Linked DNA regions of Homo sapiens: all the other regions are linked to region 3. The links are chromatin contacts, found by Hi-C or POLR2A ChIA-PET in ENCODE. All regions are on one chromosome and are shown on one strand. Each heading gives the region's core, a stretch centred on a gene start or an enhancer-like site at or near the end of the contact. The rest is flanking DNA. Distances are from core to core; before and after follow the strand shown.

What was found. Hi-C counts contacts between places; a loop is a spot of excess contacts on that map. ChIA-PET counts read pairs that join two places held with the same protein, here RNA polymerase II (POLR2A). Pooled maps may share reads with other maps.
Region 1: a pooled map shows a loop between it and region 3 (33-fold over the local background). The contact joins the promoter of RANBP10 here to the promoter of TMEM208 in region 3. A Hi-C loop is called at or near these places in 4 of 37 single-sample maps with no recorded cell type and 13 of 50 pooled maps. POLR2A ChIA-PET finds 5 or more read pairs at or near these places in 2 of 52 experiments (Caco-2 and activated B cell).
Region 2: a loop to region 3 is called in a pooled map, with 8 times the contacts of the local background. The contact joins the promoter of DUS2 here to the promoter of TMEM208 in region 3. A Hi-C loop is called at or near these places in 1 of 168 maps with a recorded cell type or tissue (heart left ventricle) and 5 of 50 pooled maps. POLR2A ChIA-PET finds 5 or more read pairs at or near these places in 2 of 52 experiments (activated B cell and activated T-cell).
Region 4: a loop to region 3 is called in a map with no recorded cell type, with 11 times the contacts of the local background. The contact joins the promoter of PSKH1 here to the promoter of TMEM208 in region 3. A Hi-C loop is called at or near these places in 3 of 37 single-sample maps with no recorded cell type and 6 of 50 pooled maps.

The regions. Positions count from the first base shown.
Region 1 is chr16:67,805,272-67,807,971 of GRCh38, forward strand. It overlaps RANBP10 (RAN binding protein 10), which reads right to left and starts at 1,289. Exons shown (of 14, transcript NM_020850.3): 1 at 1,031-1,289; 2 at 157-268. The coding sequence starts at 1,265. It overlaps TSNAXIP1 (translin associated factor X interacting protein 1), which reads left to right and starts at 1,618. Exons shown (of 16, transcript NM_001288990.3): 1 at 1,618-1,925. The coding sequence starts at 1,879. RefSeq lists enhancers at 412-1,032, 1,033-1,652, 1,358-1,587 and silencers at 1,008-1,227, 1,728-1,847.
Region 2 is chr16:68,021,993-68,024,692 of GRCh38, forward strand. DUS2 (dihydrouridine synthase 2) reads left to right here and starts at 1,292. Exons shown (of 17, transcript NM_017803.5): 1 at 1,292-1,359. DDX28 (DEAD-box helicase 28) reads right to left here and starts at 1,240. Exons shown (of 1, transcript NM_018380.4): 1 at 1-1,240. The coding sequence starts at 1,210. RefSeq lists enhancers at 1-691, 692-1,442, 1,153-1,392.
Region 3 is chr16:67,225,726-67,228,425 of GRCh38, forward strand. It overlaps TMEM208 (transmembrane protein 208), which reads left to right and starts at 1,405. Exons shown (of 6, transcript NM_014187.4): 1 at 1,405-1,499; 2 at 2,111-2,206; 3 at 2,630-2,689. The coding sequence starts at 1,494. It also overlaps the pseudogene FBXL9P. RefSeq lists an enhancer at 1,208-1,557.
Region 4 is chr16:67,891,881-67,894,580 of GRCh38, forward strand. It overlaps PSKH1 (protein serine kinase H1), which reads left to right and starts at 1,374. Exons shown (of 3, transcript NM_006742.3): 1 at 1,374-1,491. RefSeq lists silencers at 1,111-1,170, 1,501-1,620.

The sequences.
Region 1 (2,700 bases), core at 39-2,538, 580 kb after region 3:
AGACCAGACCATGCCCACAGTCAGGAAATAATGGCAGCCCAGACCCATGCGGCTCCCCAGCTCACATCAGCAACAAGTGCCAGCCAAAGGACCTGAACTCTGACCACAGGGATCAGCTCCATGATCAGGGAAAGAGGGTGGTCATGAAGGGCTTACCCATCTCTTCCTTTGCTGACAATCTTCACTTCAAAGTAATAAATGCCACAGGCAGCAGGTATGGGGTGGGTGGCACGCACTGAGGCCGCATCTTTGTGATTTTTGCCATGACCTAACAGGAGAGGGCAAGTAAGAAATTTCAGCAGAAGGAAATGCAAATGGAAGCCTCATTTTTCTCTGCAACTCCTCCATGACAACTCCACTCCTCTGTGGCCAGAGGACGCACTTACACAGGCCGAGGAATCATTAGACAACTGAATAAACACTTAAACCTTCCACCTTTGCCTCACCTCCTCCTGAGAACAGCAGTCCTGCCTGAGACACTGCCCATACAAACAAAACAAGGGTAGAGGCAATGTGAGAGATACTCAAGTGCTGCTGGCAGCCTCTCTAGAATCCAGGCAGCCCACCTGGGAGGCCAGGGGAAGAAGGATGAGGCCGACCTGGAAGACACCCCCCAAACTCTAGCACGGAACCCCAGGCTCAGTCTAGGATGCCTGGCAGGTGGGGAAGCCCATGAGTCTCACGCTAATGGTAGGTATGTGACCACCCCTTTCTTCTAAGCAGTGGCGAAAGGTCCCGCTGCCGTTGGCGCCAGCCTAGGATAAGCACGGAGGCCCTGGAGTGGAAGGTCCGGCCCAGCACTGGGTTTGGACACCTGTTGCGGTTCTCTTGACGGCAGGTGTCTCAGGACAGAGAACAGGCAGTCAGCCCTCGGCCTGTTCAGCCTCACCACCCTGGACATCCTGAAAGGGCCAAGCCCTAACTTGGAGCACCTAGGCAGGGAAAGGGAGGTGATAGGGCGGGGGCCTGGCAGCAGAGCCACCCCACGGACGCTCTAGCCTTAATTCCCCCCAGCCTGACGGGCCGATACCTTTGTAGTGGACGCGGAGGTTGCCCTGGGAGAGACCAATGTAGTTGTATTTGTCCTTGGGGCTCCAGGAGCGCGGCAGCGGAGTCTCTTGCTGGTTGACCGCGGGATACAGGCGCTGCAAGCGCCGGCTCAGCTCCTGCTCCCCAGGGGACGGCAGCCCGCCCCCAGCGCCCCCGCCGGAGGAGTCCCCAGGCTGCGGGTTCCCAGCTCCCGGGTCTGCCGTCGCTGCCGCCATCTTGGAGGGAGCTACTATTGTGTCACTGGGGGCGGGGAGGAGCGGGACCAGATCCGCCCCGCTCAGCCAATGGCCCGTGAGCCTCCCTGGGCCGCAGGGAAACCGAGTCCGAGTCCGGCACCCCTCTTTGGACACTGACACGCCTTACCACATTTCGAACTCCATACCCCACAATGCAGAGCTCTCGAGAGGCGGAGCAACTCGGGCTGGTAGAGAATTCTGGGAGATGTAGTATAACCGTCCTCAGCCATAAGCCTGTCCCATCGAGACGTCGGGACACCGAAAACTACCATTCCCGCCGGCAAAGCGGCTCCGGCCTCTCAGCACACTTCCCTCCCCATGGCCTCTGTTCATCCCCCTGCCTCAGTTCTGGTACCTGGGGTCAAATCGGCTGTAGTGGTTGACTCTCAGGGCACCCGCTGCCGGGTCCCAGTCCACCTTTGCTACTTTGTCCTACTCCCAGCCCGCGGGCGCTAGGCTCGGGGGCGTGGCGCATCCCTGACTCCGCCCCCGCCGCGGGGGGGCCTCTGGGGCCTGGTCGCCATGGCGACCGGCTGTACGCTACCACAGCTTCCCAGGCCGCGGGTGCTGATTGCCCGCCTGCCCGTGGGTCATGGCCTGCCAGCAGTCGCGGTACCACAGCTTCTCGTCCGCGTCGAGGTAGGCGCTGGCAGGGATGAGGGCAGAGATGAGGGTTTGAGTACTTCTAGAGAGGGAAATGGCACTTGATCCGGACCTCTGCACCTCCTGCTGGCCTCTGACCATTGATCTAGGGCTCCAGCACCACAGAGTCAATGGTTAGAATCGGGCTGATTTAGCCCAGTGAAGACGTTACGTGCTAGCAAAACGGTAGGCGCACTTTATCATTACTAGTAACAACCAGCTTGTATTGAATGTACTATATGCCAAATGCTTTATATACCACATTTTTAAATATTTTATTTTTGAGACAAGATCTCGTTCTGTCGCCCAGGCTGGAGTGCAGTGGCACTACTACGGCTCACTGCAGCCTCGACCTCCCGGGCTCAAGCGATCCTTCTACCTCAGCCTCCCGAGTAGCTGGGACTACAGGCATGCGCCACTACGCTTGGCTAATTTTTGGGTGTTTCTTTGTTCGTTTGTTTTTTGTAGAGACGAGGTTTCACCACGTTGCCCAGGCTGGTTTCGAACTCCTAGACTCAAGCGACCCTCCCACTTCGACCTCTCAAACTGGGATTACAAGCGTGAACCCCCACACCCGGCCTACGTACCATATTTAATCCTCACAACAACTGTATAAAGTAGTAATATTACCATTGAACAAGTAAAGAAATACTTTAGAAGCCTGGAGAGATCATCCTCTGGGTAGCTTCTGCCTGTACTCAGGTGTATAGCCTCTGGGTACTGCAAAATATGACCAGCTCCATCAGCCTGGAGAGCCATACATACGGATTAA
Region 2 (2,700 bases), core at 42-2,541, 800 kb after region 3:
AGAACACCAGAACAGTTCCTGAGGGACCAGTCCTTTCTGCTCTGTCACGATGCTTGAGGATGTGCACCAGCTCGGCCACCTTATCTGCTCCCTTCAGTCTCAGAAATGTCTGTTTCACATGAGGCATGATACAGTGGAGCTTGGAGCTGGTGATGGTGGTGACAGCATCTGGGCTGGCGACTTTATTCAGCAACTGGCCTACACCTTCGGGAAATGTGGCTCCTACCAGCACTAACTGAGCTTTGGGATTGAAGGGGTCTTCCAAGTCAGCTGGGCCTTCTGCTATGTGGCTCTTCTCTAAGATGTAGTCCACCAGTTCCAGGAAGCTTTCATCCAGCAGTGTGTCTGCCTCATCCAACACCAAGAAGGAGAGTTGCTCCAGACTGATCAGTCGACTTTTCAGGGCCTTCCACAGAGCCCCTGGAGTGGCCACAAGCACATCTGCTGAAGGCTGTCTGGACAGCTGCAGCCTGATCCTACGCATGCCGTGGCCTCCCTCCAGGTCCCGCACCAGCAGGCCCAAGGAGCGGCCCAAGGGTTGGGCCACAGCCCGCACCTGTTGGGCCAATTCTCGGGAAGGAACAAGGACCAGGCCTCGGGGCGCGGGGATAGGAAGGGAGTCCAGGCTTGGCTGGCCCAAGAGCCGTTGAAGCAGCGGCAGGAGGTAGCTGAGAGTCTTGCCACTGCCGGTTTCTGCGGCGCAAACGACATGGCGGCCGCGAAGTAGTGAGGGGATGGTGCTAGACTGCACGGTTGTGGGCTGAACGACTTCAGGCGCAGCCTCCTGTAGTGCGTGCAGCACACGGGGCTCCAGGCCCAGGTCAGCAAAGCTGCCCTTAGACGAGAGCTTTCGCACCGCTGGCGCCTCCTGTTGCGCGCGCTCGATGGAGAAGTGGTCCCGACGCGCGCGTCGACTCTTCCAGCCTTGAGAGGCTAGCGGCGCGCGCTCCCAACGGCCCAGTGTGAGGCGCGCCGGCTGGTTCAACTCCGGCCGCCGCGCCGAAACCAGCAGCGGTCCGGGTCGAACCAGCACCGGCCTCGGGAGGTTCCGCCGCCTGCTCTGCCGCTGTTCCAACTGCCGCTGTAGAGCCACTGGGATGCGCACCACCGGCAGGGGTTCGTCGGGACTGCGGACCGTGAGGCCCCGTCGCGGCGCCAGGAGCAACCGAGTCACGAGGGAAAAGAGCCGCACCGGCCGCGTTAGAGCCATGTTTCCCTTAGTGCGGGAGAAGCGCACATCAGTGACGTCACGGACGCGCCGCGACCTCGCGTACGGTGGCTGGCGAGGCTCAGTACGGTGTGTGGAGCTGGAGCACCGTGAGGAAGAAGCGAGGTTCTTTTTAAGAGTTCAGCTGCGAGGTCTGTAGCTCCGAATAGGGGATGGCGACATCCAGACCCGGCCAGCCTTGGGGAAGGGCGCGTCGTGGAGGCAGGACTGGAGGCTGGCGATACGAGGCGGCAGTGGGGCCTTGACCCAATGGACCATGAGGGCGGAGGGCTTCTGGCGATTGGTTACCTGGTTCCTGGGATTCTCTTTAGTTGTTCCTCATTGCCCTGAGATAGCTTGTCCCGTGCTGGTATCCGAGGTTGCAGCTGTTTTCCCAGATGTGTTCCCTGCGCAGGGTCTGGTAATCCGTGTTTATTGAGAGTTTGAATGAATGATCAGGCCTAGGGGCCGAGACAGGGGTCTGAAGTCATAGATCTGGGCTCAACCCCTCACCCTCTCTGTCTGTGAGCCCAGAGTGCAAGCTGATGGCTTTCAGCTTCTTCTCTCTCTCAAGTGGGAGATAAGGTCTTCAGGTTTTATTTCAAGTTGGGTCATCTTTTCTTCACAGTTATTTTCCTTCCTTTTAAGCCAAGGTTCACTCTCTACTCCCTCGTCACGCGTCCCAACTTCTCATCCAGAACCCACCCCTCTTGCAGCCCGCTCAGCTCCACTGGCTTCCCCGTCAGAAACCTGAATTACCTAAAATAGTAGTAAGAAGGGTGCTGCGACCCTACAAAGTGATCAAGTACGTGGCTTATCATGTAGCCCTGGTCAGGCAGAATATTTTACCTGAATTCAGATATTCGGGTTGTAAAAACAAGAACTATACGAGTCACTTTTTTTTTTTTTTTTTCTGAGACACAGTCTCGTTCTGTCACCCAGGCTGGAGTGCAGTGGCGCAATCTCGGCTCACTGCAACCTCCACCTCCTGGGTTCAGGTGATTCTCCTGCCTCTGCCTCCCAAGTAGCTGAGACTACAGCCGTACACCACCCACGCCCGGCTAATTTTTTCTGTTTTTAGTAGAGACAGGGTTTCACTATGTAGGCCTGGCTGGTCTCGAACTCCTGGCCTCAAGCGATCTTCCCACCTCGGCCTCCCAAAGTGATGGGATTATAAGCGTGAGCCACCATGCCCAACAGATACTTCTTGAACAGATCTGGAAAATGGGTGTCAGATCTTTTCTGTAATTTGCAGTGCCTGGGGTGGGAGATAAGGTAAATATTTATGGATTAACTCTCTGGGAGGTTCGTAACATCTGGAGAAAACGTTTTAGTTTCATCAAATACCAATGAAAAGATAAAAACTTTGCTTTTTTTGGAATAGTATGAGGAAAAACTTTCACAATTTTAAGTACACTCTACCCTTGTGCTACACAATTAGACTTTCTGGAGAGTTACCAGATAAATCAGAGGAAGAGAGGCTTTTTTTCTCC
Region 3 (2,700 bases), core at 155-2,654:
GAGTATGCTCAGGGAAGGGGTCGGGGAAATAAAGCAGTCATTACTGAGAGGACAATGACTGGCAGAATAGACTTCTGGGCCAGGAAGGGAGGCATAGGGAAGACAGTATTGATGGGGACTGGGACTGACCAAGTCCCAATCCCTCCAGGGAGGCACGGAAGCCTGTTTGAGCTGAGTTAAGACAGTGGCCATCCTGTCTTCTGGGGCTAAGCAGCCAGCCCAAGAGCAAAGGGAGAGGGGAACAAACCTGTCATCCCTTGGGGTGAGTCGGGAAGGGACACAATTCATTGACCTAAGAAGAGGGTGGCCTTTCTAGAGGGACAAGAGGAGGCAGTGATGAGGATGGAGTGACCATCCCATGAGTCCCATCTCAAGGGGGCTACTGGAGATAATGATTGGTCACTCATGGGGTCTATGGGGATGGAAATAGATAGCCCCTAAAGCTAAGGGGGAAAGGGATAGCACTGCAAGCTCAATAGGGGTGGGAACAGGCCTATTTTTGCTAAGGACAGGAGCATCATTCCAGGACCGATGGGAAAGGGTGGCCTGTTTCCCATGGGCAGAGAGAGGGGGCTGCCAACCCTCAGGACAAAAGAGATGGAGAAGCCATTCCAACAGGCCACTGAAGACAAAACCTGTTATCTCCCTGGCAGATGGGGCAGAGTGGTCTTGCCCCTGGCTAAGGGGAAGGAGCAAACATCCCACGGAGTGAAAGAGGTAAGGGCGGCCATCACTAGGGGCCTAGGAATGGGGAACAGGCCTATCCTTGTTAAAGGAACTCAGAGATCATTGCAGTTGATGGGGAGGGAGCAGTCTGTTTCCCACTGCCAGGGAGAAGGGGCGGCCGTCTCTGTAGGAAATGGAGAGATCATCCCAAGGGACCAATGGGGATAAGATCAGTTACCCTTCGGGACGATGAGATGGAGCGGACATCTTCCAGAACTGAGCGGGGAGGAGACAGCCACTTCAAGGGAAGGGGATGGGCAGAGGGCCTGTTCTCGCGGAGATGACAGGGCAGCTATCTTCTGGGGCCGATAGGGAAGGGGAGGACGGTCCCCCAAGCTAAAGGGACAGAGTGGCCCAAAGGAGGAACCGTTACCCAGAGCTAGAAGGTCCCGGGATCGGGAGGGCGGGTCGTTTCCGCCAGGCTGGAGGGGCCGGGCTAGCTATCTGACAGCCCCTCCCCAAAGCTCAGGACCGCGAGGGCGGGGCCTGTCCAGAGCTAGGCCTGAGGGCGGCTTCCTCTCACCTCCAGGGGCAGCGACTCCGCCATCGCATCCCTGCCGCCTCCGCCCCCACTGCGCAAGGCTTTCTGGGAAATGTAGTCTCGCCTCTTTGGGGCGGGGCTTGGGAAGGAAGTGAGACCTATTTCCGTCGCAAAAGCTGACGACTTCGGTCTGCGCCGGAAGTGCATGAGCTGCCGATGTGGTGCTTAGTGATTGCGGTTTCGGTCGCTCTCCCGTGTTTCCCGGGCTGGGTATTTGCCTCGCACCATGGCGGTAAGGAGGATGGATAGGGCGGGGTCCGCACCAGCAAAGCTCTCCAGGGGCTGTGAGAGTGAAAACTGAGAAAGAACATTAAGGGATATGGGGTGGGCCAGAGCGGGGCGCCATCCCTGGCCAGACCGTGCTAGAGCTGGGCTGGGGGGATGGCGGCGCAGGACCATACCAGGACTAGTGCCAGAGCGGGGTGGGCATCAGTACCAGGGCAGGCCAGAGATCTAAGTGACCTGAGGTGGGGGTTAACCCAGATCGGGACTACGCCAGCGGAGGCCTGAGAGAGGCACCATTCAACTCCGCTCAGGAGTACCCTTGGAAGAGTCGTTAGCCTAAAGCCAGACTACCACGGGATCCAGAGGCGGTATTAGCTTAGGATTGAATTGTTCCAGGGCGAGCAAGAGGCGATTGATCCTAGCTGCGGGTGCTGGAGAGATGGCGTCAGCCCTAGGCAGAATGGACTGGAGGATGGGTGGACATCCCAGGGATTTTGCTAGGTTTCTGCACTACGGGGACCTGGCTGAGTTGCGGATGGAGCTCTATAGCTCACCAGGCTGGTGGGGAGAATGAGGAGGACCGTGGCCTCCTGACGGCATCTCATCATTCCTCTGCAGCCCAAGGGCAAAGTGGGCACGAGAGGGAAGAAGCAGATATTTGAAGAGAACAGAGAGACTCTGAAGTTCTACCTGCGGATCATACTGGGGGCCAATGTAAGTGCCTACCTCCTTGCTTCTATGCCCACTTATAGTCAGTTCCCTAGTCCTCAGCCCTGCTTGGTGACGAGGAGTGGTACCCGAAAAAGCTCTAGAAGAGAGCTCCAGTCAAAAAGAAATGAGAGATCTGGGCACAGAGAAAGTGCTAACTAGTAAAACACAAAGAAAATGAAGGCGTGAGTCGTAGCTGAATTTGAGAGCTCTTCCTACCTCCAAGTACACAAAGGCTTCTTTCCTGGGCTGAGTTGGGTGTCAGAGGAGAGTGGGTATTTGGGATTCAGGGAGCAGGGCCCTTTCTTCAACCCTGTAAGAACAACCTTGCTCCTCCCACAGCCTGGCCTAATTCTTGGTCAGAGTTGAGGGAGACCCATGGTTTGGAGGTAACTTCTGACCCCAACCTGATCCTGTGATTGCTTGCAGGCCATTTACTGCCTTGTGACGTTGGTCTTCTTTTACTCATCTGCCTCATTTTGGGCCTGGGTAAGTATCTC
Region 4 (2,700 bases), core at 124-2,623, 670 kb after region 3:
TAAAAATAAAAATAAAAATAAAAATAAAAATAAAGAAAATTAACCGGGCATGGTGGCAGGCGCCTGTAATCCCAGCTACTCGGGGAGGCTGAGGCAGGAGAATTGCTTGAACTTGGGAGGCAGAGGTTGCAGTGAGCCGAGATTGTGCCATTGCACTCCAGCCTGACAACAAGAGCGAAACTCCATCTCAGGAAAAAAGAAAAGAAAGAAACCTTACTACATAAAATAGACAACAATTTTTTTTTTTTTTTTGAGACGGAGTCTCACTCCATCGCCAAGGCTGGAGTGCAGTGGTGCAATCTCAGCTCATTGCAACCTCTGTCTCCCAGGTTGTAGCTATTCTCCTGTCTCAGCCTCCCGAGTAGCTGGGACTACAGGAGCCTGCCACCAAGCCTGGCTAATTTTTGTATTTTTAGTAGAGACAGGGTTTCACCTTGTTGGTCAGACTGGTCTCAAACTCCTGACTTCAGGTGATCCACCTGCCTTGGCCTCCCAAAGTGCTGGGATTACAAGTGTGAGCAGTGGCGCCCAGCCGACGACAATGTTTTATTGGTGTTAATTTATTTTTAGGTTTAAAGTATAACATTAGCTTATACAGTCAATCAAAGACAGTTCCATGTGCAAAGTACATACTCAATAAAGATTTGAATACAGAGCTACTGAAATGGGGAAGATGGATGGAGGTTACAATGCACTTACCATCTGCAGCACCTATTTTAACCCCTCCAAGTTGGGTTGACTGTAAAGTGAACCAGTTCTGATCCTATAGAGAAGTCATTGTGAATGGTAACAATTTTTTAAAAATCCGCTTGCTTTTCAGACTCGGCATATAAATTAAATTAACAACAACAAATAACCATGAGTCCAGAAGTTGGCCCAAGATTGACTTCACCTATCTACAAATTAACCCTTTGCATCTCTTCTTTGATGGAGGCCAAATTCAACACATGGAGTGTTGAAATTATTCTAAGTGCAGTTTTAAAAAATAGATTTTGTTAATGAAAATTAAGTCTATCCTTTGCGGAGTTCCAGAGGCACTTCCAGAAACCTCTGTTGGAAAGCATTGTTTACCCAAGCTCGCATTACAGAGTCCCCTTTCCCCCAACCAGAAACTTGAAACTTTCTCCCTATTTCCCGCGATCCTTCCTTTTTCTATCACCGACCCGTCTCGCAGGCAGCGGTCAAGTTACTTTGAGCGACAAATAGACCCACCCCTTCAGGAGAGTGCCCGTCCCCGCCCCGAAGAGGTTGATTGGCAGGCCACGCTCGGAGATCCGCCAGCCGCGTAGCCCAGTTTCGGGAGAGTCCGCCCCCGACCCGCCCCCGACCCGCCCCGTAGGCTTGTTTTGGCGTCAGCTGCGCGCTGTGATGACGCCACGACGCTAACGCCCGAGAATGGCGGCGGCGGCGGCGGCGGCGGCGGCCGCTGCCATTGCCCGGAGATGGCCGGCAGAGCCGCCGAGACGCCGAAGAGCCCGCCGCCCGCGCGAGGTGAGGCGGCCCGGCCCAGGACGACGGCCCGACGGGCGGGAGGGGCAGCCGAACTGTGGTCGTGGTCGCTTTCTGGCGCTCCGGGGCCTGCCCCTGGTCAGCCTGCAGCGTCGGCCCGTGCCCCGTGCGCCAGGGCCTACAGGGTTGGAGAGCAGGCCGGGCGATGGCTGCTCGGGTTCCCGGCGTCCGAGTCTGGACTGGCCTCGGAACGTGCTGTCGTGCTGGATAGCCCGTCTCCAGGCCCGCTTGGGCCTGGTGGACGTGGTCGGTTGCCCTGCCTGCTTGCTGTTCAGCCGCCCCGCGTCCAGAGCGGGTCAGGTTGATCCAACCTGGTTGTCCTTGTCCTTACTGCCTTCTCGCGCCCGGCGCCTACTCCACACCCCTCCTTTGCGTCTGCCAGGGGCCGGCGGGGCAGCTGATCGCTTCCTTGTGCAGGCTGGGAAATAGCAGGTCTGAGTCCAGCTGGGTTGCTTGCTTGGCAAGCTTGTCATTCCTCTACCTGCAAGGGGAAGCCTAGTCCCCCACACTTAGTCCCCCTCCATAAAGCGGCTGAAGTGATAATTCCCACCTGAAAATCTGAGTAAGTCCTTCACTGCCTGAAACTAGTTCCTTAGTGCCTTCAGGACAAAGGCCGCACTTCTTAGCAAGGCATTCAGGGCTCTTCGTAATCTGGTGAAGGTTTAACCAGCCAATCAACACCGGAGCACTTCTGTGCTCCCTTTACGTAGTTTATTGTTGTTAAAACGTGTGGCGCTCCTGTTAGCTCTGGTTTCATACCTTTGTGTTTTAGTATTACTAATTTTGAGACAAGGCCTCTATTGCCCAAGCTGGAGTGCAATGGCTCATTCATAGCTCACTGCAGCCTTGAACTCCTGGACTCAAATGATCCTCCCGCCTCAACCTCCCGAGTAGCTGAGACAAGAGGCACTCCCCTCCACGCCTGGCTAAGTTTAAAATTTTTTGTAGAGCCAGGGAGTCTGGCTTTGTTGCCAGAGCTGGCTTCAAGAGACCCTCCTGCCTAGGCTCCTAACATATTGAGATTATTAATACAAGCGTGAGCCACTGTGCTTGGTCCCCTTGTGCTTTAGATAACGCAGTTTTCTCAGTTTGCTATACACTGCCTTCCACCCCACCGACCACCTACCAGTGTTGGAAACTTACATCTGTCCTATAAAATCCACCTGAGATGTCACTTCCTAGGAAAAAAAT